Regions from separate parts of the Mus musculus genome. Here regions 1 and 3 are each linked to region 2. The links are chromatin loops, found by intact Hi-C in ENCODE. Cell type or tissue: left cerebral cortex. All regions are shown on one strand.

Evidence for each region. Hi-C counts contacts between places; a loop is a spot of excess contacts. Peaks named below come from ENCODE experiments on the same cell type or tissue, not always from the same donor. Only the 100,000 strongest peaks of a DNase experiment are listed, where the experiment ranks them.
Region 1: it touches region 2 in a loop (3-fold over the local background); 6 of 42 quality-filtered maps call a loop at or near these places.
Region 3: it touches region 2 in a loop (2.1-fold over the local background); 6 of 42 quality-filtered maps call a loop at or near these places.

Annotation. Positions count from the first base shown.
Region 1 is chr15:25,355,351-25,363,350 of GRCm38, reverse strand. Basp1 (brain abundant, membrane attached signal protein 1) reads left to right here. Exons shown (of 2, transcript NM_027395.2): 2 at 1-74. Among named protein-coding and RNA genes, the nearest start is that of Gm36555, 27 kb to the right of the region's middle. In left cerebral cortex, no CTCF peak of the experiment used is centred here; DNase peaks (open chromatin) are centred at 2,398, 2,911, 3,082, 4,571 and 2 more places; H3K4me3 peaks cover 506 bases; H3K27ac peaks cover 1,767 bases.
Region 2 is chr15:25,022,722-25,030,721 of GRCm38, reverse strand. It overlaps Gm2824 (a long non-coding RNA gene), which reads left to right and starts at 7,799. Exons shown (of 5, transcript XR_001781655.2): 1 at 7,799-8,000. In left cerebral cortex, a CTCF peak has its summit at 3,898; DNase peaks (open chromatin) are centred at 3,416, 3,710, 4,253 and 4,745; H3K4me3 peaks cover 2,154 bases; H3K27ac peaks cover 2,084 bases.
Region 3 is chr15:25,365,669-25,373,668 of GRCm38, reverse strand. All of the region lies in intron 1 of Basp1 (brain abundant, membrane attached signal protein 1), which reads left to right. Among named protein-coding and RNA genes, the nearest start is that of Gm36555, 37 kb to the right of the region's middle. In left cerebral cortex, no CTCF peak of the experiment used is centred here; DNase peaks (open chromatin) are centred at 3,117, 3,965, 4,794, 7,414 and 3 more places; H3K27ac peaks cover 6,145 bases.

The DNA of each region.
Region 1 (8,000 bases), 330 kb before region 2:
ACAATGGATGCATTGAAATTATATGTAATTGTATAAATGGTGCAACAGTAATAAAGTTAAACAATTAAAAAGTAGTAACTGGCTTTTGGCTTGATTTTCCCCTCCTTTTCGGTAATGTAGGTGTCTTTTCCTGAGTATAATTGAACTGAGGTAAGACATAGGATTCTCAAGTGTTCTTGACTAATATAGGTATAAACAAAACACCCCAAACAGTGGAATCCAAGACCACTATCCCCTAAGATGAACAGGAAAAACCGTCTAAGGATTCACACCCAACCATGGTGTGGGTGTGGTTATTAATGCTTTAAGAGAGTGAATATTGTGAATGAAATATTAAATGACAACCAAGAGCTGTGTCTTGAAGGCTGGGAAGAATATTATAATCTTTGAGAAACATCCTATGTGTATAAATTGTGAAGCGGTGGGCCAGCATCTAGGCCTGCCCTGCCTGCAGGTCAATTGGTACCAGAGGTAGGCGAGGGACCCGAACGCCGTGATGGGTTAATAGCCAGGAGAAAGCTGCTTCCACCTTACCCAGACCTCACTTGCTTTGGCTTCAAGGGAGCATAAACTTGTGATCTGTAAGACAAGATCCCCCTTGATAGCTGAAATATGTAGAAGTTTGTGCACGTGCCAGCTAGCAATGTATACCACAGGCAGATGTGCTAAGCCGTCACCCTTTGATGACCCCATTACTGGAATAGTGACCGTCTGTGTGCTCAGGGTCCCCCTGTGCCACACATGGGGAAAGAGGCTGGAGAAAGGTGGCTTTTGTACAGACTCGGCATGCACATCAGTTCTTGAGGGTAAGAAAGGAGGTGATTGTCTCTCGAGTCTCTCAGAGAGTTGCTTGGGTGTTTTCCAATCCGATACTGGAAACCACAAAAAAAAAAAAAAAGAAAAAAAGAAAGAAAGAAAGAAAGAAAGAAAGAAAGAAAGAAAGAAAGAAAGAAAGAAAGGAAAGAAAGAAAGAAAGAGACCTAGCCATGGCAAAGATTTCTCAGACCTGAATCGGAGAGAAATGCCCAGAAAAATACATGACAGGTTCATCTTTTAGAGTGTCAGTTTCCGGTAGAATTTGTGAAGGCTGTGAAATGCGCATGTGCACATGGTCCTGTGGGTCCGAGTCAGCCTGATTCTATTCCTGTGTGCTGCATACAGAGGAGAGAGAACCCCTCTAGATGTTTTCTGAGTATCTGGAATCAGTACCACACCTGGAGAAGCAGAAATGGTGGAGTTGGACTAGCTTAATGGACTTTCTGAGTTCAGGCCGTGCTACGATCACGTCTAGCCCTTGGACCTCTTGCTTTTACAGTGAAATGATTTTGAACTCTTACTGCATGACAGCACAGCACACATGAATATGTAAAAGCATTAGCCACCAGCCAACTATATTAGGTAAGAAAAACAGCAGGGAATATCCAGAGCAAGTGCAGTTGCCCTCAAATATATAAAATCATGTGGGGGCGGGGTTGTGTATTACGGAGGCAACAGACTCAACAAACTGGAAGATGTGTATAAGATTACAAATTATCTTTAAAATGAAAAATACTTATTTTTGCAAAATGAATTAAATTTATCAACTACTGTGGAGTAGTTACGAATATTAAATGTCATTCATTTATTGCTGTGAAACATGCTTTGGTGGAAGTAATATTTAACAGACTGACTTTCTCCACCTACCATCTTAATTAAAGTGTTCACAGAATTTGGGGTGAGAAGAGCCAACAGGGGTTCCTCAGGATAACATTTACCATCCAGAGTCACTGCATGGGATACGTGAAGTAAGGTGACACACTTCAGCTTATGCGCTGAAGGGTGTGGCATCATTAAAATCTGAGCTGCATCTAGTCATTTATTTCCTAACGGTTATACATTAGAGCACTGGACCTCGAGTTCCTTACCAAGGCAGGCAATGGAACAACTAAACATCCACAATGTAACAACTAAAATCCACCACCCGATTGGCTTGAATGGAGCATCAGTTTCATAGTGTTCCTTCTAGATGTTAGTTTGACATACAACAAACTCCAATTATTTCATTTAGTGGAGAAAATATCTATTTAGAAACTTACCAATTTATTTTTTATTTTTATCTACATCCCAATTACTGTCCCCACTCCCAGCGGTCCTTCCCCATCCCCCCTCCTTTCTCCTCTGAGAGGGCGGGAGCCCCTTAAATACCCCCCCCCGCCCCCCAGTGCATCAAGTCTCTGCCAAAGCAAGCACATTCGCTCCCACTGAGGCCAGATGAGGCAACCCTGTTGGGGAACAGATACCACAGTCAGGTTACAGCTTTAGGGACAGCCTCGCCTCCAGTTGTTGGGGGAGGGGCTACATGGAGACTGAGCTGCACAAATGTTACATATACCCCAGGGGCCTTTGGCATTGTTTCAGGATTGGTGAGATCTATCACCATCATTTAGATTCAGTCCAGCCTTTGGACAGTAACATTGCAGGTGTATTTGATCTGATATCTATTTTAACTAATTTGCACAATATTGAAAACTGGATTCTTAGGGGACAATCTTAAATATGTATCATGGTGGCGTGGCGTCATCAGTAGTTTTGGGATTCACACTAGGAGTGTTTTGTTTGTTTGTTTGTTTGCTTGACACAGTCCTATATATAGTCCTGGCTGATCTGGAACTCAGCATACAGAGCAGGCTGGTTTCAAACTCACAGAGATCTGCCTGTTTTTGTCACCCAAATGCTGGGACTAAAGGCACGTACCACCATTCCCAGTCAACAGGAGCTTTTCAAGAAGAGCTATGGTTAGTATCATTTGAACTGGCAGGTCCCCCCCGCCCCCTTTTCTGCCAAGCAGTTGATATTTAAAGTATTTAGCTTGGGGATGGCTCTTTTACAATGGTGGGCGTCGTTCTTTCAACCCCTCCACCGCAGCTGACGGAGAAGCAGAAAGGGAAATGCAGCAGGTTTCCGTGAAGGTTTGGGATGGCATTAGTTTTGAAATAAGCCATTCTTCATCATGAGATTATATGCTTTCTGACTTCTTAATGACAACATTTTCAGTGGGATATGAAACCTCAGAGGCCGGGGACTGGCCGGGTTAGTACATTCCTTCTCATTCCCAGTGCCATGCTATTAAGAGCAGTTAGCTGCATGCGTCCAAGCACATCTGACTCAAGGAGATTCCTAGAGGGAATAACACTGAGAAACAACACGGCTTGGAAACAATCCGAGTGCCATTGTATCCGTGAACACACAGCACAACAGAACACACATTTGTGTCCCACCCCCCAGCCCCTTCCCCACTTCCATATTGTTTTTGACATTGCAAACATCACATTTGCTTCTTGTTATTTTTTGTTGTTGCACCAAAGTAATTTTATACTCTCCCTGAGTTTTCTCCTCTGAACTCAGGAGATTCACTTTTAGTGCAACGTATTAATCAACTGGCATTATCTAACTTCCTCCTCCTCCTCCTCCTCCTCCTCCTCCTCCTCCTCCTCCTCCTCCTCCTCCTCCTCCTCCTCCTCCTCCTCCTCCTCCTCCTCCTCTTCTTCTTCTTCTTCTTCTTCTTCTTCTTCTTCTTCTTCTTCTTCTTCTTCTTCTTCTTCTTCTTCTTCTTCTTCTTCTTCTTCCTTTTCCTTCTCTCAGGTCAGTGTGTTAAAATTCCAGGAGGCGAGGGACAGATTACCCCACTCAGATTTGGGATCATTTAGCAGAACACTCACTTGTTTTCTCTCATTAAGCTTTCCGGTCATTGTCCAAGATTTAAAGGACTAAAGCTTTCTCAAGAAAAAGGGGCGGGTAGTTCACATAAAAAATGTATACTCTATTAATCACTAACCAATTTCAGATACTAATTAAGATGAGGAATATTTAGCTTACAAGATCCCCTGTATATAGAAACAACTAAGACCTTAAACCAATTTAATTTATTTGTATTTTTGTTTGACTTCTAAAATGATGTAGATATTTTGATAAAAAGTCTAAAATCCTGAAGCCCAAACACTAGAAAGAAAGGCTCTGCATTAGCAACCTCACCATCTTTTTGCCTTCTAAGCTGTGAGTTTATTCAGATAGAAAATGTTTGAATAGGCACCAAAGACTCCTGGCTGGTAATGGAATGGTGAAGCCTTGAGTAAGAGTAGCTAAGAGTCACATAACCTGAAACTCAGCCACATAATGACAGTGCTACTCAAAGAAGAGAAAGAAAGGAAGGCACCTGTTTTGCCTTGAGGAAAGTGTGTTGACTTGTGACACACTTTTGCTAACAAAAGAAGTGGGGGTGGGAGTGGGGGGGGTGGCGAAAAAGAGATGAGAGAAATTCCTGAGCCTTCCATCTGAAGAGAACGCAATCTCGTTAATGGAAGCGCAAGACTATGCTTCAGGATTTGGCCGACAGACAGAAACAGCCCGGTTTTGAGTTTTGCCAAGAAAAGGATAGCGTGCCTCATTACAAGGGCTTTTTGCTCAGGTTTGGGAAATTGGACTTGACAGGTGAACCCCATTAAAAGAAACGACTCTAAGGCTCCGTCCGTAGCGGCACTGAGCAATCCCTGTCCTGCTCAGCCGCAGCGCAGACATCCAAGAATAGAGCTTGCTCTCAGCCGGAACCACCCACTTCAGCACTGAAGTCTGACTAGTATGCAAATTCCCCAGAGGGTATTTAAAAAAAAAATTTTTTTTTTAAAGCTAAGAATAATAGAGACTGTATTTTGCTTGCTATCTATTCAGCCGCCTTTGCTTCCAGGAGCTGAAGTTGCCTTGGTATTCAGAGCAAATTCTAGCTTTTCAAAATAAATACACACACACACACACACACACACACACACACACACACACACACACACAATATACCAGCAAGAAGATGAACTACTAGAATACATATAAGGAGAGTCGCTTACATTTCTGAGGCTAGTTGGAATTTTGGTATAACAAATTTACCTTTTATTTGTTGCTTACTGTTCTCTCTACATTGTCTTGAAGGTTTTACTTTCTGTTGATTAATCATGTTCCATTTACTCCCTGGTTGTCTGCTCCAGGGCTCCATGCTTACATTGGACTAGGACGATAAACAATTACAAACCCCTTGAATGTACCATTCTTTATACATTCCTTTATTTTTATTTCATGTACATGGTTGTCACGCCTGCACTTACACTTGTACCCATGGTATCCAAAAGAGGAGTCGAATCTCTTGGAACTGGAGTTGTGAGCGGTCACATGGGTGCGGGGAATTGACCCTAGGTTATCTGCAAAAGCAGGAAGTGTTTTTCACCATACAGCCATTTCTCCAACCCCAGATGTGTCATCTGAAATACAATTCAAGTGTGCCATTCCTCTGGCTTGGTGGAGCTTTGTACTTTGTTTGTTCTGGACGTTCCTAGGCACTAAACTGTTTTGTCCACTTTCCTTCTCCTAGCTGAATCCATCTGTAAGGATAATGGGCAGATTAATAGAGGATTATTCAGAATGTAAGGCAATTCAAAATGGTTCCCACACAGGAATGCTTTTCAAAAAAGATTCTAGAAGGTTCTACCACAAGCTGTTTCCAGAAGGAGGAGAAGTGGTTCTTAAATGGCATTCCATTCGGTTACAAATGGAATCTTTGTCTGGCTGGGCTTAGAGGCTTACATTTCTTATCCCAAAATTTAGGAGGCAGGATCTCTAAGTGCCAGGCAAGAGGGACTACAGCGTGAATTCCAGGCTAGGACGACAGTGTGAGACCCTTGGGGGGGTGGGGAGGGCGGGGATCTCTGACATATTAAAATGAAGAAATCCATCTCGTTCCCGAGCGGTAGTCCTGATTCTTCAGTTCTTATGGAAGGCAAGAAGTGGGGTCAAAGCTGGATGAAAAACCCTTATCTGGAGTTCAGAGATGTACAGCATGATATTCACAAGATTCATAATCGACCTGAGCTTAGTGTTACTGGTCTAAGGCTTAAAAAAAAAAAAAAAAACTCATTTCATATCTCTGAGGTTCACATCATCAGGAAAAATGAAAAAAAAAAGTAACATAGTTGCTAGGGATATATTTCATAAGGCCTGGTTCATGGCACACAGTCAGCCCTTCATATTTATGGGCACATTCAACCATCCAGGGACTGAAAATAGGTTTTAAAACAATTCTATCTAAACATGCACAGACTTTTTTCTTGTCTCTAGTACCTATATCTTGCATGGTGACAATTATTTAAATGCCTTAGCTTTGACAAGTAGTCTAGAAGAGATGGGGCACATGCAGGCAGATGCACATTGGTTGTGTGTAAACATTAGGCACGTTATACAAGGGACTCGAGTATCCTCGTATTTTGGCATCCACGGCGATCCTGGAACAAACCGCCTAAGAGTTTGGAAGCTATTCTACGGAAAGCTTTGGTTCCTTTCAAGAGTTGAGACCAGGGCTAGAAGATGGCTTAGTGAGCAAAGGAACTTGCTAGTGAGAATGATGGCCTCAGTTTGAAACCTGGTACTCACATGGTGGACGCAGAGTACCATCTCCTGTAAGTTGTCCTCCATCTTGCTGTGTGAGAGTCCTGGCATGTGCTTTTACACACAAGCACGATAATAAGTGAACACATAAGTAGACAGAATAAAGCATTTAGAAGTGAACCGGGAGCTTCGTCCTGGCCATTTATGTTATGGAGGAATATTTAACGGAAAGATGGTACTTAATGTTTTCTTGAAAATATAGTGAAAAGGACCATGGAATTGAGACTTATGCTACCTAAGAGGACAGGCAACTTTGTGAGAAATTTTTAAAATAGCACAATATAGAGAAAGTATTATTTCAGGGGACATGAAAAGCCAAGATGTTTTTTTCTGAGTATGTTCTAATCACATTACTGAGATATCTGAGATATATAGAGAATAATAAGTTACCTTTGCGTGAAGCGGGTGAGGGAGTGGGTGTTGCAGGAACTCTTTGCTTACTACTTACCTCTGTGGCCAGGAAACAGGTTTGACTTCTCTGAGCCTCGTGCTTGCCTAAGAACTGGAGGTTGAGCCTGCCTGGAGGCCTTGTGGCGAGGGTAGAAGATTGGGCTTCTTACTACAGTGTCTAAACGCCCCTAAAGGCAGGCGTCACCATCACCCACACTTGCTTCCAGAACACGGGGACAATGGAGGCTGGGATAGTTCTCTTCATTTTCTTTAAGCTGATTTTGAGACAGATTATCTTCAAAGGCAAATCTCATTTTTTGCTGCTTACCTGTTTTCTCTATGTGACATTTTCATGTGCTATCTCTCCTCCATTGCTTCCCTCCTTCGCCGCTTCTTCCCCACTAAAAACAAACCAAACCAAACCAAACCAACCAACCAACCAAACAAACAAACAAAATCAAAGCCTGTCTGCTGTCTGCCAGTAACTGGCAGCCATTCTACCACTTCAGTTCCTAAGATCCAATGAGCATGACTTTAGAGTGCAGACCCCTCTCTGCTGGAGTTCAAGATGGAACTCACTTCAAGTCCCCCACATGGATATCTTACCTGGATCTTAAAGTTTAAGATCCTTAAAGGTTAAAGGTCTAAAGGCTGGGCTGGGGAGATGGCCCACAGGCTGAGAGCTCTTCAGAGATCCCAAGTTCAATTCCCAGCAACCACATGGTAACTCACAATCATCTATGATGGGTTCTGATATCTTCTTCTGGTATGAAAACATACATGCAGTACAGAACATTGTATACCTAATAAATAAAGAAGTCTTTATAAAAAAAAAAACAAAGTTGTCTAAAGGCAAACTTCCAATTAGCCCACAGTTTCCCTTTCAGTCTCCCAAGGGTTACCACTGAGAATGTCAGCCTGCAGATAAGCAAATGAAGTCATTCAGTTTACCCTTGATTTGCCTTTTTTCATGCTTCATAGTCCACGTGTCTGGGACTGTCATCTACGTGACAATGAGAACTGTCATCTTCATGACCGTTAGGACTACGTGACCACTAGACTTCTTGCAGATTACCACGAGTACTTCCTCATAACTTCTCAGCTTCCAAACTCCCCACTAGCTAAAATTTTCTACAGAACAGCCATTT
Region 2 (8,000 bases):
CTATTCTCTTTATCTATTTTTACAATTTTTAGAAACTTCAATAATATGAGGAAATAGAAATAAAAATTATGAACTCCTAGGATTACCAATAAATAGAAGTAGTATTTTAAACCCCTGCACTCTGTTTTCTTTCCTTATCTCTCATGTGGGTCTCTCACTATTTTGCGTGCTCATATTGAAGTGGCTGCATCGTACTCAACATGGAGATGGTCAGTGTCAGTCTATTGAAGGGCATCTGCCATTGGCCATTCATAGTTCAGTACAGCAGAATAAGATGGATTCAGCTTGCTGAAATGAAGGGCATCCAGCACAGGCCCTACGGTAGTTTCAGTGCTGAGACAGGGTTTCTTGGGTCAGTTCTTTTGCAAGAACTTAGGCAAGCCAGTTCTCATAGGTGGGAAAAAGTTGGAACCATTTCTGAATTGGAGACTGTCAAACAGATGGGTCCGTTTAGCTGTTGGCTCTCTTGCAAATACTTGAAGGAGGTGAGAGTCAGATCAATGCTTCTGTGGAGGTGAGTGTACATAGGCAGGCTAGGACAGGAAGGGGATGTTCAGTTCTGTGGATCCCTTGTGTCCTTACCTGGGTCTTGACCCGGTCATGGAAACACATCGTCTAGTTGTGGTAGCATTCACAGCCTCACTCTCTGCATACTGCCAGGATCAAATTTCATTTTCACTTTTGAATGATTTATTTTATTAGACATTTAGCTACTGTTTGGACTTTCCTAGTCTTTATATATACTATATTAAGCATTATTTAAGGATACTACATTTTTTGAAAAGAAAGAACCTATATATAATTTTAGCATCGAACAAGTAATCATTCGGATATATGTTTGCCATATTTTCCTGGCAAGTACCAATCTGACCTAATGAGTATCACATATTTAAAATTAATTAATAAGTGGTAGTGGAATGTTAATTTTAATTGAATTTGAGTTTTGGTACTTGTTTGGTACCTTTTCCTGTGTCTGTCTGGTTAACCTTTGCCTTTTTAAAGTTTCTGTTCACATTCTTTGTCAGTTGCCTAACAGAAGTCGTATGTTTCTCGTTACATCCATGCTAGGTTTTCAAGTAATACGGTCATAGTCTAGTCTAAAATATTATTTAGTTTCTCACTCATTTGTGAAAATGCAAACTATAGACTTGTTTTAGAAACTGAGAGGGTTGCCAGTCAGGCCCGGGAAGCGGAGGGAAGAGGCTGGGAATAGGGAACAGAATATAGCTAGACAGGGAAATGGTTCTGGTGTCTTACAGAGAAGGTCATTAGTTTCTTAGATACTTCAAAATAGACACAAGAAATCCGTTCAGACATTGCCGTTACACAGGTACTGTGTTTGGGGAGATGGATTGGATCATAAAATTGTACATATGTATCACATTACCATACTTGGCTAATGATGTGCAAACATGTGTCAATTAAAAGTGAAAAATAACCATTAGTACATTAAAATTTTATATGGTTCATCAGGTCAAGTCTTTCCCTTTGTGTGCGTGTTCCCTCATCTTCATACGTCTTCACTATTGTCAAGTCCAATTCCGCTGTTAAGCTTAATGACTTTGTTGAAATTATTTTGGCACATGATAAAAGATACAATTCTAAAATACTAACATAAGATTCTTTTCTACTCAGGTTTTAAGAATAATCGTATTTACTTTCTAGAATAAGTAGTATCTTTGATTAGAGTTCAATATATTGCTATTAACGGTGAATGCTGGTTTAAGAAATATTATTAGATAAAATATTGATTTTTTTCCTTCGAGGGTAAGTTCTTCCTCTTTGTAGGAAGCACACAATGGGTTTTTGAAAAGACAAGTCGACACGTTTGGGTTGCAAGACTCTACAAAGTTAGTGATTTAACATCCACAATGAGATAACGATGCTCAGCATTAGGCAAAATCAATTGATAATCTGTTGCACCACAGTCGTTGTGTGTTATTTTTCTATTTTCTCCGATCTTTTTGGTTGGAACATTTATCTGATGTACAAGGAAAATTTCCTGAGTGATTACGTGCTGGTGATATTTATGTTTGATTTTTTTTCATTGTATGTAATCTTGTTTTGAGTTCAAGTGATAAAATTCTCTGGGTATAAAACTTATATGCTTCTAAATATCTATTAGTAACATAGTCCATATTTAAATAAAAATTTATGAATGTTAGCATTTAACCCCTTGTGTTTTCCCTATCTATCTATCTATCTATCTATCTATCTATCCATCTATCTATCTGTATGTATAATTAAGGGAACATAAAAAAGCAAAATCCCTAAAGTGCCTAGGAATCAATCTTATTAATAAATATTTTTATACTGACATTCATGCCTGATAGTTTTATGATAAAGAACTCAATTACTTAGAAACTATAAAATAGATGTGTAAAGTTGTCCAAAACAATTAAACATGATTTCAAGAATTAAGCCCCAAAGTCCTTATAATTGACAGTGACACAGGAGGTATTTATATGGAATTCCGTATGTTAGGAATGAATAGTAATGCTTAATACTTTCAGAAAAACGGACAATTGCCTCTTCTGATTCTTAAGGCTCGGCTTCGTCAGATCCCACTGCTGAGGTGACATGCTTGATTCATGTGTGACAGTCTCATAGAACCCATCATGCCCTGCAGCTAGCGATTGCAGCCATTATGTCGCTTAGTGTTTCTCCTATAATTACGTTTCATTTCATGTGTCTTCCAGAGGACACTGAAGCATTTTTACTGTCACTGAATAGTAACAGAGAGAAAGTAATTCTGGACTCAAGGGATTTTAAAGAAATGCGGCTTTACTTTAAGCTCACTGATTTGCATTGCTACATTTATTAAATATATATATATGTGTGTGTGTGTGTGTGTGTATGTGTGTGTGTATGTATGTATATATATATATATATATATACGTTACAATTTCTGCTTTTATTAATGATAAGCATTCCAATATTACAATGTAGGAAAAAACAGAAAAACTGGTATGCAACTGTGCAGCTTCTCTCTCTCTCTCTCTTTTTCTTGCCTTTATTCTGTCTTTCTTTCTTTGGCTAGGGGAGGGGAGGAACAATCAACTCTCCTCCCATATGCTTTAACTTCCATGTCTATTTTGCCATTATCCCTTCTGTTATGATATGATTAATGAGAGCTCTCCTGAATCTCTAAACACCCTGAAAAGCAGCCAATCCCTTCTCTTTGGAGGCTACATTGAAAATAACAATAAAAGTGAGGTGGTGCTGGCATTTGAAGTCTTTAGAGAACCCATCACTGTGATCTTTGTACCACCACTGGGGAAAGAGGACATCTTTGCACGTGTCTGGCATTGTTCATGACAACAGGGCAACCGAAATAAAGCAAGAGTTTCAGGGAGTAGCATTAGGATGCAGCCCTCCCGCTGTGCACACCAGTTTCCTGCTCAGCACAGCTGCCTGCTCAGCTGGGGGTTGGAAATCAGCACTGTGAGAAAAGACAGAAATGACCGTGATGCGTGCCTCTCTCTATGAGGAAAAGGTAATGTTCAATTAACGCGTCAGCCTGCTGCTTCGGAACTGACTTATTTCTGTCTGTCTGTTTGTTTGCTGTTCCTTTCGCTTGCTTTTCTCTGTGCTTCCTTTTCATTCAATGGAATAAACTGCCTTAATGGAAAGTGTTGGGGCTGCACTTGTGTGCTAGGAGCCTGCTCTCCTGTGGCTTTACTGACATCAAGTACAGCTTATGTGTTCAAACTCACGGGGCAACTCACGCATGGCTCATGCCGTTCTGGCTAAGCCTCATGCAGGATGATAAAAATACAGCTGAATGAGAAGACCCTACAATAAAGGAGCTTTTATGCGCGCAGGGCTGACTTGAGATTCTTGTTTGCCTTCCCTTTGCTTCTATGTAAAATGCCTCCCCTGGTGTTGACAGTGAGCTGTTTCACATGTGATCTGAGTATTAAAACCGATTTTTTTTTTATAAGTGGACATCTTAGCTTCTCAGCTGTAAGAATCATATTATATTCATTTTTTTAATGCTTAAAATTTGTAATTGTGTTGTATAGATAAAAATTTAAAAGAAACATGATTTTATAGAATCCCTTTCTTCAAGGGATTGTATTATTCTACTTCTTAGGGGCAGCAAATCCATGAGGGCCCTGAGGAAAATCCTTTTATCCTCTCTGAGAAAAATGTATTTTACCAGGGCTGAACGATCTGACAAAAGGCTGTTCAGCGACACCGTGCGCATGATGTATGGGCCAGTGTGTGCCTGCCTCGGCTTTCATTGTATAAATTTCTTCTAGGAGTTTCACTGGAAAGCTTAATGATCTCGAACTCGAGCTCTGTCCTTAGAATGAAGTCCAGGAATTGACTCTCCATGGGAAACAAGCCAATTTCGTTATAGTTTAAATACCTGAACCAAAACATTGGTTGTTCTTATTTTGATACTCACTAAATGTGAAATTACTTTACCAGCACTTAATATGTGTTGGGGGCTCTGGGCTTGGTGATGGACACAGAAGCCAAGCAAAGAGTCCCACTTCTAAGATTTCTGCAGTCTAATCTGGTTTGTTGAGAGAAGATATGATGTTTAACCCTTTCTATACAACTCTCGTTATAGAAAAGTTTGAGAGATTTCATTGAATTTCTCCTCAAAGGACATAAGATTTGCTTAACTGTGGGCTGCTCTGCAATGAATTATTTTTTATCTACTTAGGCAGCCAGTGTTGTCAAAAGAATATTTTATACAATTCACCTTTGTAAAAAGAAGGCAACAGCCTGTCCCTTCATATGACTTAAAAGTTATGGGGGAGCCTGGGAGGAAAAGGGGCAAAGATGTCCTAGAACTCGGAGCTGCTGTCCTGATCACATGACTATGCTCTCACGCCCTGCACTTACCTGAAGGAAATGATGGAATGGTAATAATGGCAAGTCATGTACCGTGCCTAGACGTGATTTCAAGGTAAATGACACAGACTCTGCAAAGACTTAGCCCTTCAAGTTCTAGTTTAAGAATGTGAAGAAATTGTTTCACTGGTCACAGTGTATAGGATTTTAAACTTTGGGCATTCAGAGGAGTTCTTGCTTTGTGCTTAGCTTGATTTGCTTATAGGAAAAAATCCCAAAAACCTGGTGTCTAACATTTACCGGGATTTCTAAGCACTGTGTCTGCCCTGAGCAATAGTGACACTAGGCACAGTGAGGATGCTCTTAGTATCCATCACAGGTGCACAACGGGAGTAACTTGGCAGAATTCATATGTGGCTTCATGTAATGGCTTAGTTTTCACAATTAATTGTATATGTGTGTGTGTGTGTGAGAGAGAGAGAGAGAGAGTGTGTGTATATGCATCTCAGTTACTGCTCTATTGCTGTTTATTTTTAATTCTTTCTTTTTTTCTTCCCTCCCTCCCTCCCTCCCTCCCTCCCTCCCTCCCTCCCTCCCTCCCTCCCTCCCTTCTTTCTTTCTTTCTTTCTTTCTTTCTTTCTTTCTTTCTTTCTTTCTTTCTTTCTTCCCTCCTTTTATTGGATATTTTCTTTATTTACATTTCAAATGTTATCCCCTTTCCTGCCCCCGCAAATTTCCTATCCCATCCCCCCTTTTCCTGCTTCTATGAGGATGTTCCCCCACCCATTCACCCACTTCCATCTCCCTGCCCTCGAATTCCCCTACACTGGGGCATTGAGCCTTCACAAGACCAAGGACCTCTCCTTCCATTGATGCTGGACAAAGCCATCATCTGCTGCATATGCAGCTGGAGCCATGGATCCCTCCATGTGTTCTCCTTGGTTGGTGGTTTAGTCCCTCGGAGGTCTGGGGGGTCTGGTTGACTGATATTATTGTTCTTCCTATGGGGTTGCAAACCCCTTCAGTTCCTTCAGTTCTTTCTCCATCTCCTCCATTGGGGACCCCATTGGGGACCCTAGCTCAGTCCAATGCTTGGCTGTGAGCATCTGCCTCTCTATTTGTTAGGCTCTGGCAGAACTTCTTAGGAGACAGCTATATCAGGTTCCTGTCAGCAAGCACTTGTTGGCATCCACAATAGTGTCTGGGTTTGGTGATTGTATATGGGATGGTTCCCCAGGTCGGGCAGTCTTTGGATGGCCTTTCCTTCAGTCTCTGTTCCATACTTTATCTCCGTATTTGCTCCCATGAGTATTTTGTCCCCTTTCTAAGAAATAGAAGAACAATCTTTACCTCTTTTATGGCTTCTCTCTTGATTTTTACTTTATCTACCATTTATCTATTATTATCATCTATATATCATATCTGTTTATCTCTATCATTGATCTATATTTAATAATCTATCATCTAGCTGTCTATCTGTCATCCATATACCTTACCTTTTATTTCTATCTTCTATCTATCTTGAATTATCTATTACATATCTTTATATCATTATATCTATCTACCTATCAACTAAACACATGTACACACCCATTTATGCTCTATCTACATTGGATTATCTATTACCTTTCATCTATCAATCAATCAATCAATCAATCAATCAATCTATCTATCATCTATCTATCATCTAATCTATCATTTATCTATTCTTCTTCTATTTAGCATCCATTTACCTTTTATCATCTTTCTACCATCCATTATCCATTTACTGTCTGTATATCTATCTTTACCTATATTCTATATATCCATTTGTCTATCTATTATCTGTATGTATCAAGTCATATATAATTTGTCATCCTGTATATTTATATTCTATCTATCTATCTATCTATCTATCTATCTATCTATCTATCTAGTTCTTTCTCTGTGTATATATATATATATATATATATATATATATCTTCATATATCTTTCTTCAAATAAACATACACTATTTTTAGTTCATACTCTCATATCTCTAAGCTGCTCATCAATTATCAACCTAGAGCAAACAGTTGAAAACCTAAGTTCTCATGTTCCCTTGCAAGTGTGAGTGTCGGTATGCTTTACATAGGAATCTGGAGAAATGAGTATATACTTGCCAAATTTTTTATGGAAAATTTTGATTTCTTGATATGAGCACCTGGTATAAGACATTCCTGACATAATCTTGCGCGGGGGGGGGGGCACTTCTCTATTAGGTCTCAAATTCAGATTGTAATGTTGAAAGCAGCTGCATCCATTTTGTCTCCACAAAGGAAGAAATATGACCAAGCAAAGCAAAAGGAGAATTCCAGAAATGCCAGCCTCAATGTGATCAAACTAATAGAACAACAATACCCATTGAGCATCATAGGGCTACTTTAAAATTTTTCACACATTGTTATGGTTTGTGCATGCTTGGCCCAAGGAGTGACACTATTTGGAAGGGTAGCCTTGTTGGAATAGGTGTGTCACCGTGGGTGTGGGATTTAATACCCTTGTCCTAGCTGCTTGGAAGTGATTATTCTGTTAGCAGCCTTCAGATAAAGAAGTAAAACTCTTAGTTCCTCCTTTACCATGCCTGCTGGGATGCTGCCATGTTCCTGCTTTGATGATAATGGACTGAATCTATGAAACTGTAAGCCAGCCCAAGGAGCTGAAGGGATTTCCAACCCCATAGAAAGAACAACAATATCAACCAACCAGAGGTCACAGAGTCCCCAGGGACTAAACCACCAACTAAAGAGTACAATGGGGGCTCTAGAGTACATGGCTCTAGCTGCATATGTAGCAGAGGATGGCCTTATCTGTCATCAATGGGAGGGGATCTGTGCAGGCTCTGTGACCCAGCATAGGGGGTCATAGACTAGGGCACTGAGGTGGGGGTGGGTGGGGGTGGGGGTAGTACCCTCATAAAGGCGGGGGATACGGGGGAGGGGGTTTGTGAAGGGGAAACTGGGAAGGAGGATAACATTTGAAATGTAAATAAATAAAATAACCAATAGAAAGAAAAAAGAAAAAAAAAGAGTTGCATTGGTCATAGTCTCTGTTCACAGCAGTAAAACTCTACCTAAGACACACATACATGATAATTGTAAATATTTATGAAATATGATAAGCTATTTTTATAGATATATGACCTGAAATTACTCCATGTTCATTAAGTCAC
Region 3 (8,000 bases), 340 kb before region 2:
CAGCACCACACCCAGTCCCAACTAGCTTTGACAAATAGCTTAGATTCTTCCATTCCGAGTGGTTGTAAATCCAACTTGTGATAAATGTGTAAGCAGATGTAACTCACGAGCCCACTGTAACTTTATATTGATTTAAAAAATGTCAGTAGTTGGTTTTCTGGTATCTAAAACTGCTTAGCTTTGCAGCTCTAAGTTAATGGAATTGACAGTTTCTTGTCCCAGGATGTAGTTATCATACCGAAGTTATCATACCAAACTTTGTCAAGAAAGGAGAGTTGGTACCTAGCAGCCTTCCTTGGCAGACATATTTTCTACTGATTATAAGATAGAAACCCAATCAGAAGATTACTTCTGTGTGTGCCACATGATGATCTTGAAATCAACCCAGAAATAACGCTCTAGTCTCAGAACCGGCTGCTGCATATTCTCACTGGGTCTTCCTGCAGATATGGAGTCGTCTGCATAATAATGTTTGCTGTCACACTTAAGGACTCTATTCTGCTGATGCTAGTTAAAGTGGCTAACTAATCCAAATTTGCATTTTCAAAATAGGAACTTTGCAGTGTTTGGCAGCTGTTTTATGTAAGAAGTGCTTAGATGTTATTAGTGCAGAGAAAGAAGACACAAATGTAGATAGCCTGCGAAGTAACAGACATACCTAGTAGCCTTTGGGTCACATGGACGTTTTAAAGCCATTTTCTTGTCCTTGTGCTATTAGTGTGTGCTGGTTAGTGCACAGCAACGAGCTTTATTAAGTCACAAAGCTGTATTAACCCATGGCGTAGAATTAAGATAAAGCATGTTATGAGAAATAGAATTGGGCATATCATGGTGTGTGTTAGCTAATGCCCTGGATTTGCCTCCTAATGCACTTGGGCATCTCCTGAAGAAGGGCTGTGCTCCGATTGGGGCTTCTGTTCTTCAGTCACTCTAAAAACTATGATGTGGAAATAGGACCAAGGAACTCTGCTAAAATGAAAAGGGCATTGCTCATCCACATGCCTAGCATGCAAACACCAGAAGACATCCACGTGTAAGCGCTGTCGGTTTGCATGCTGTCAGGTTGGGGTCTGCTGGGTGACCCAAGTTAGTCCAAGGGCCTTCGAGGAAGCTTCACTGCATAGCGTTCTTTAGACCTTTTTCAAAGGGCTGACGGCTTGTTAAAGTGAATACCGCTCCCGTTCTGCTCCTCACTGCTGGATTTAACCCCTAGTTCTCCCACTCTCCCTCATCGACATGCCGACACACCACTGGATGTGTTTTCCATCAAAAATCAGAGAAACCACATGGGAACCACAGCTCCAGGAAACTCACAGTGTATCAGGAAACCACACAACAAGTTCCATGGTGGCTTCCATGTGGGTCAGATACTGTCCTAGGACATGGGGCTATGAAGTGTCACATGTTATAAGAATGTAGGTCTTTTGTTTGTAAAGCTGTGAAACTCTTGTATTTGTGTCTCTCTCTCTCTCTCTGTGTGTGTGTGTGTGTGAGAGAGAGAGAGAGAGAGAGAGAGAGAACGAGAGAACGTACCTGGTGTATGAGAGAACTTACCTGATGTATACACTCATTCCTGTGCAGATGTACAAACTCCTGTGCCTGCAAAGAGATCAGTGGAAGATGTCACTACTCCACCACTCCCCAGAAATCCTCCTGTTTCTCTCCCCGATGAGCAGGGATTACAGTCACATGTATAACCATTCTCAGCTTTCCAGGTGGGATCTGGGGATTTGAACTTAGGTCCTCGTGCTTGGTCAGCATGTACACTTAGCTGCTGAGCTAGGCCCTCAATCCTGTTGCATTTCTCTTGATGAAACCCAAAAAAAGGTCCAGATAATAGGCCTGCCATGCATTGTAGGGGGTTACTACTGGGAGAGGTTGAGGGACCTCATTGGAATGGATACAGTCACTGTTCTTTACTCCTGGAACTGGGTCACATTGTTTCCATTCACCAAAGCAATGTATCAATGGCCAAGGTGACTAGAAATGAAGGCAAGGCCCTGCTGGATCTCCTGGTTCCCAACACTGTGGCCTTTGCTTTTGTTAAAAATGAAGCCAAGGCTTCAACTCTCCGCTGCTGCATGCTTTTGCTCCTGTCTGTGACTTTAGTGTCTGTAAGGTATAAATATGAGAGTGGATTGCGTGCGGAGCAGAGCATCCTCCAAAGATGGCATCAGGAGGGTTAGAGGCTTGGCTTCTCTTAGAATGAGCAGCTCTTTGCCATTCTCTGGAAGACTTTCTCCCCTGTTGGCTTTCATGTGCAAATAAAGAAGCTGTGGCCTAACCATGCTTCAGGTCACTATGACTTTGCTCTTCTCCAAGCAAGGCCAGTAGCTTTAAAAGCCACAACTGCTCTTCTAGATCCTCTGCTTTTACAGGTCCAACAAAATCTTACAAAATGTTGTCCTTTCAAAACGTTTGAAAAAACATTTTTGTGTTAGGCACGGGCTTCTCCATCCCAGGCTGGCCTTGGATTCTAAACCCCGAGTGCTGCGATGATTGGCTTGTTACCACCTCACACAGCGGGTCCTGGAATATTCTGTACCACTTGAGTTGTGTTCTCAGCCCTAAAGTGCTGCCCCTTTCTGACTGTCAGTGGCTTTTCTACTTTAGTAAATATAGAAATAATAGCCTTTCATTAAAAAGAAAAAAAGTTCAGTGGATAAGAATTTCTTAGACAATTCCATCATTCCCGAGTCTATTAGAGAGGCCGTGGGTATTTAGAAATGAACTAAATATTTTTCCTGAGAAAATAATTCCCCAGGCTTCTGAGCTCAGTTAGAATCAAAATGTAAGACAGTGTCTTCCAAGGTCAAAGGTATTTTGTGTGTTAAGCCTTAGACCTATGGAAGGAATGAGAATGCTCTCAGAAAACGTTTATGCTGTAATCTTAGCATTCATTTCTTTGGAGGGATTTCTTTTTCTCTTCTCTTCATAGAATTCAAGATACTGTCAACCCCTTTCCCTGCCCCACCCAGAGAGAATCACCCTGGTTATATATGAGATGGTCGCCCTATGTTGCTTTGTGGTTCCTGGAGTCTGTGGTTAGGACCGGAAGAGCCATGAGATGCTCAGAGAAGGAAGGGTGTCTGCTGGGCTACCCAGGTGATCCTATTCACTGCTGTCGATTTCCTGGGAGGAAGCTGTTGGTCGATACAACATGCTTCTATATGTGAGGAAGCTTTCAGAGTTAGCGTCCTGTGAAACAACTTGAGAAAACAGAAGGGCTCTATTTGCATGGGTCATGTGTTCCCCAGGCTGTGCACACAATGTCTGCTCTATGGACCATTCTGGAAGAGATGGGAGAGGAAGTGGCTGTAGAGTGATAGTTCCTACATTCACGAGAGTTGCCTTGTTTTTCCGCAAGTGTATTTTATATTCAGGAAATGGATCTTTTTTGTTCCTCTTAGATTATTGAAAACTGACCTTATATATTTAAATGGTTCTCATAAGAACATTGGGTAAAGGAAATTGTTTTAACTTAGCTCTGTAGGTTCTGTCCTTGTTTTGAATTTCTTTGTTTCTATTAGGTTAGCAGTCAAGAGAGAGAGAGAGAGAGAGAGAGAGAGAGAGAGAGAGGCGGGGGGGGAGAGCTAGGTGCATATATTATAGAAATTGGGACCCCAAACCTCTTCCCACTTACCTTTTTTTTTTAACATTTCCATATAACGTTAAGCTGAGTGACCCCTTAATTCCTCAATTTGTGGGATTGTATTAGCCAACCTTCTACTTAAGATGGTTTTCAAAGGCTATAACCAGCATGTAGCAGAAAGGACACGTGCTGTAGCAGGTCCCTTCCCTTGGCAAAGGGTGAATCCTGCTGAGCAGGACCATGGATGGTAGGAGAAGGACACACTAAAGTAGTGTGCGGGGACACAGCTGTCTCTTATAAATAACTGGAGCCCTACTGATAGCTACGTGCCAGGGAAGCCGTTAAAACCTGCATTTTCTCACAGTTATGACTTCATCTATGATGTACTCAGTGAAGTTTCGTTCTGACTCACAAACTGACGCACCGTGCTAAAAAATATCTCTGGAATGTAACTGAGATCCCTAAAGCATTCTATTCCTTGGCAAATATTTAGACCAGGTTTCATAAAGTTTTAACTTTTTTTTTTTTGATAGTCTGCAATGACTATTTTCTCATTGCTAGTTTTTAACAAGCGTCACAAATATTGATCCCATGCCAGAGACAGTTCGTCATAATAACAACCCAGATGATGTCAATCCAATTTTTAAGGGAGAAAAATGGTCTTAGATTTGTGATCGCAGGCACATAGAACTTTATAGTGTTATCCTTTTATCCTAATAGCATTTTATATAGTGCAATAAGCATTCACACTGCCCTCCTCATGTTAGGATTGAGCAAACGTTTAATATCCTCACTTTACTGGTCAGGGATTTTGAGACCCAGAAGAGAGAGGCTCTGCTCAGATTCATAATCATTTTCAACGACTAAGTCTTGTCACTTTTAGCCAACTTCATACTGAATGTCACAAGTCTTAAAGAAAAGGTTTATAGTTAGTTAATTTCCCCCCTGAATGTTCTTTGAGGTTGGCCTTGCTACCTTTATTTTCCAAGATGGGGAAAGTAAAATTGAATTGTATTGAGTTGACTGTACTGATAGACTGAAAACTATGAGCTGAGGTCTCTTCCAGGTGAGCAGGGCCTTGTAGTTTATGAGACCTGGGGAGGCTTTCTGGGCTCTGTGAGAATTACACAGAGCTGATTGGGGCCTGCTGTGTCCTGAGGATTGTATTCAAAATAAGCACAACTTATGTAATATGAACAGCTAAGGAATATATATATTCCTGGTTTCTGGCAGGCTTCCTGGAGAGAAAGCAATAAAGACTTACAAAAACATTTCAGACTGTCTCTGTGAGAGTGCCTTCATTGTAAGTTCCGAAATATTTGTCACCTTTAATCTCCCAATGTTTTGAGTAAACATAAAAGATAAATATTTATGCAAATATTCAAATTTTTTTGTAGCTATAAAATTTCCTGATTGAAACTCTCAGGATCTAGAACCAACTTATCATTAAGGTTTGCTATAGTGCAAATATAAACGATCACATTTCTCCTCCCAATAAAATTAAAACTAGTTATACATAATTTTTTCCTATAAGATATACCTGTCACCCCAAAAGTCCTCATATATGATTTAGAGGAGGAACTGAAGCATAATTTTTAGAATATTTGTTACTTTTTCCAATTGCTTTTAGGGAAAAAAGAAATCACTGTACCTGAGCTATCTGGCTAGGAAGACGTTTCTTTATGTACTTTCTCGGGCATGATAATGTTAAAGAAACATGGTGCTAGATGTGTCACAAAATGGGCTGGGAAGATGACTGGGTCAGTTACTTGAACCCAAGCTCCATCTCAGAAGCCAGGTAAAAGCCAGGCATGGTGGCATGTTTGTAATACCAGCACTGGGGAGAGAGGAGGCTTCTGGGACACCATTTACCACTCCAGCCAAACTGGCAAGTTCCAGACCCGTGAGAAACTGTTTCAAGACGACCCAAGTGCTAAGGATTAATTGCCAAGGTTGTAGGCTTAGCGAGTTTTCTGTTGCTGTGATAGTACAATATGACCAAGACAGCTTATAAAAGAAAGCATTTAATTTGGGGCTTGTGTTCCCAGAGGGTTAGAGTTCGTGACCGTCATGGCAGGGAGCATGGCTGTAGGCAGTGGATGGGAGTTTACATTTCCATCTGCAAGTAAGAGGCAGAGAAAGAAAACTAACTGGGAATGACTGGGTTTTTGAAACCGTGTGTGTGTGTGTGTGTGTGTGTGTGTGTGTGTGTGTGTGTGTGTGTGTGTGTGTATCTGGTTTCAAAAGCCTCAGGAACAGAGGTGATAACAGAGGTGAACTCTCCTATTTGTCCTCATGAACACACAGAACTCCAGTCCATGCGTTCAGCATCTGCCCATGCTTTTCCTGGTCCCACTCATTGCTAGCGGACATCCTAGCATGAGGAAACGCAGGGGCAAGCTTAGCCCTTTGGGTGTCACTTTGGATTACGCTTAAGTAACGTCCAAGATAGGTTACTTCTTGACTAGAGATGCCTGTTTCTCCCATCATGCCACCGTTCTCACGTGTCTACATGTATGGCGTGCTTGCAAATGTGTATGCGCAAATGTGTATGCACGAATGTTTGCTCATTTGTATGGCGGCCCAAGGTAATGTTCAGAGTCTTCCTGGGTTACTCTCCACTATGTTCTTCAAGGAAGGTTCCCTCAATGGCAGAGTTGGCCAGTCTAGCTATCTTGCTCAAGACAATCCCAGTCTACCTTCCCAGTGCCAGAATTGCAGGCACTCAGTTGTAGGGCCAATCGCAGTCCCTGCAAGCATCAAGCACCTCTAAACTGTCATCTCTCTTGCCCTGGATCTTTCTTTTTCTTTCCTCTAAACCCAAGTGTTCCAACTTTCTATATTAAATAACTTCCTTCCAAAACAGAGCTTATAGAAAGGAGAGGACTCATTCAATCCCATGCCCATGTTCCTTGGCAGCTCTCATTTCTTAAGCATCTGATAAAAGCATTTCACTAGCAAATAGAAAGAGAGGGGCTACAAAGTTTCTTCTGTAGCCTGTATGCTCTCTAAGCGCCAAGCTCTATTCTGGGAGGTCCTGCCTCAGAGTCCAGGAAGGTAACATTCCTAGGCTTGGACCTACATTGGAGATCAACTTCTTGGTGGGTAGAGTTTCCCTTTCATCTGCTAGGTGGAGATTCTTGTACTAACACATTCTTGTGGGCTTTGGCCTTTGTTTTATTGGACAACTCATGAACTCAGCTAGTTAGTTTTCCTCTAAGTAAAAGGAGGCAGGTACTGGCACACCATTGTCGGATACTCTGGAGAAGGTTGAATAATTTAAGTAAATCGTGTTGGATTAGGACTTTTCTGGATACTTTGATTTTAGTTTGTAACTTTAGTTTGCCCCTCTGGGTATTCTTATTCTCCTGGGAAATAACCAGACAACTGCTTTCCTGGTACTCTAGTATATTTCATAAATCCTCCCAGGTAAATCAACTGAAAGCAGGGGGTGTTTGTGTTTGTGGGTTTTTTTTGTTTTTTTTTTTATAATTGACCTTATTGAGACACAGTCTTTTACTTACAACTTGATTTTGTCTGTTCGATTTCTACCAAGAAAAGAATCACAGCTGGTCTTAAAACAAAGACTAGAACGGGGCTTTAATCCTGCTTCAGAAAAACAATTTTAGTAACTTAGATTTTAGGTTTGTAAACCAGCAGGACTTTTAAACCTCTGGGGATTGCTATATAGGATTTCATACCGTGGGTGTCAGAACCCAGCACTCCATTCTTCGTTCACAATGAGACTACATTTACTCTTTGCCTCATGGGCGTAATTTCTAGGTTGGTGTATGGGTTTCTGTTATAGAGTTGGGAGAAGAATCTAAAGGTAGACAGACTTATCAGGTTTTCTATTTCCCAAGTCAGCCCAATGCATCAACCATAACATGGGGCAGGAGCTCCAAGTTGTGTGTGACATCAGCCATGATGAAGTGTCTAAGAATTTGATGGAGGTGCTATACTATGTAACTCATTAGTCAGGTTTATGTTTTCATTTATTGCTTCGTGGTAAAAATGTTTTTAATTGTGGTTTCACCACCTATATTTGGTCTTACCAAAAATAGGAGCAGTTGTTTGAAGTGGGTTAGGATTCCAAGCCGTTTCTTCTTCCCTATTTTTAAGAAATATAAGAACGATCCTTGGATGACATAATAAAGACCTTTCTTGAAACTAGGAAGAGTATTTTAGTCATCTTTGTGTTTGTTTCTTTTTTCTGTCTCCTCCAACTCCTAATGGTAACCCAGACGGGAAATTAGCATAGAATGGTGAGAGGAATTTTGACTGAAGAATACTACTCTTTCCCACACCTGACTTTCAAACAGTGTGGGTTATTTCACTATGGTGAATCATAATTACAAGAAGTGGAGTGAAGAAAAAGCTCTCTCTCTCTCCTTTTTTTCCTGAATGG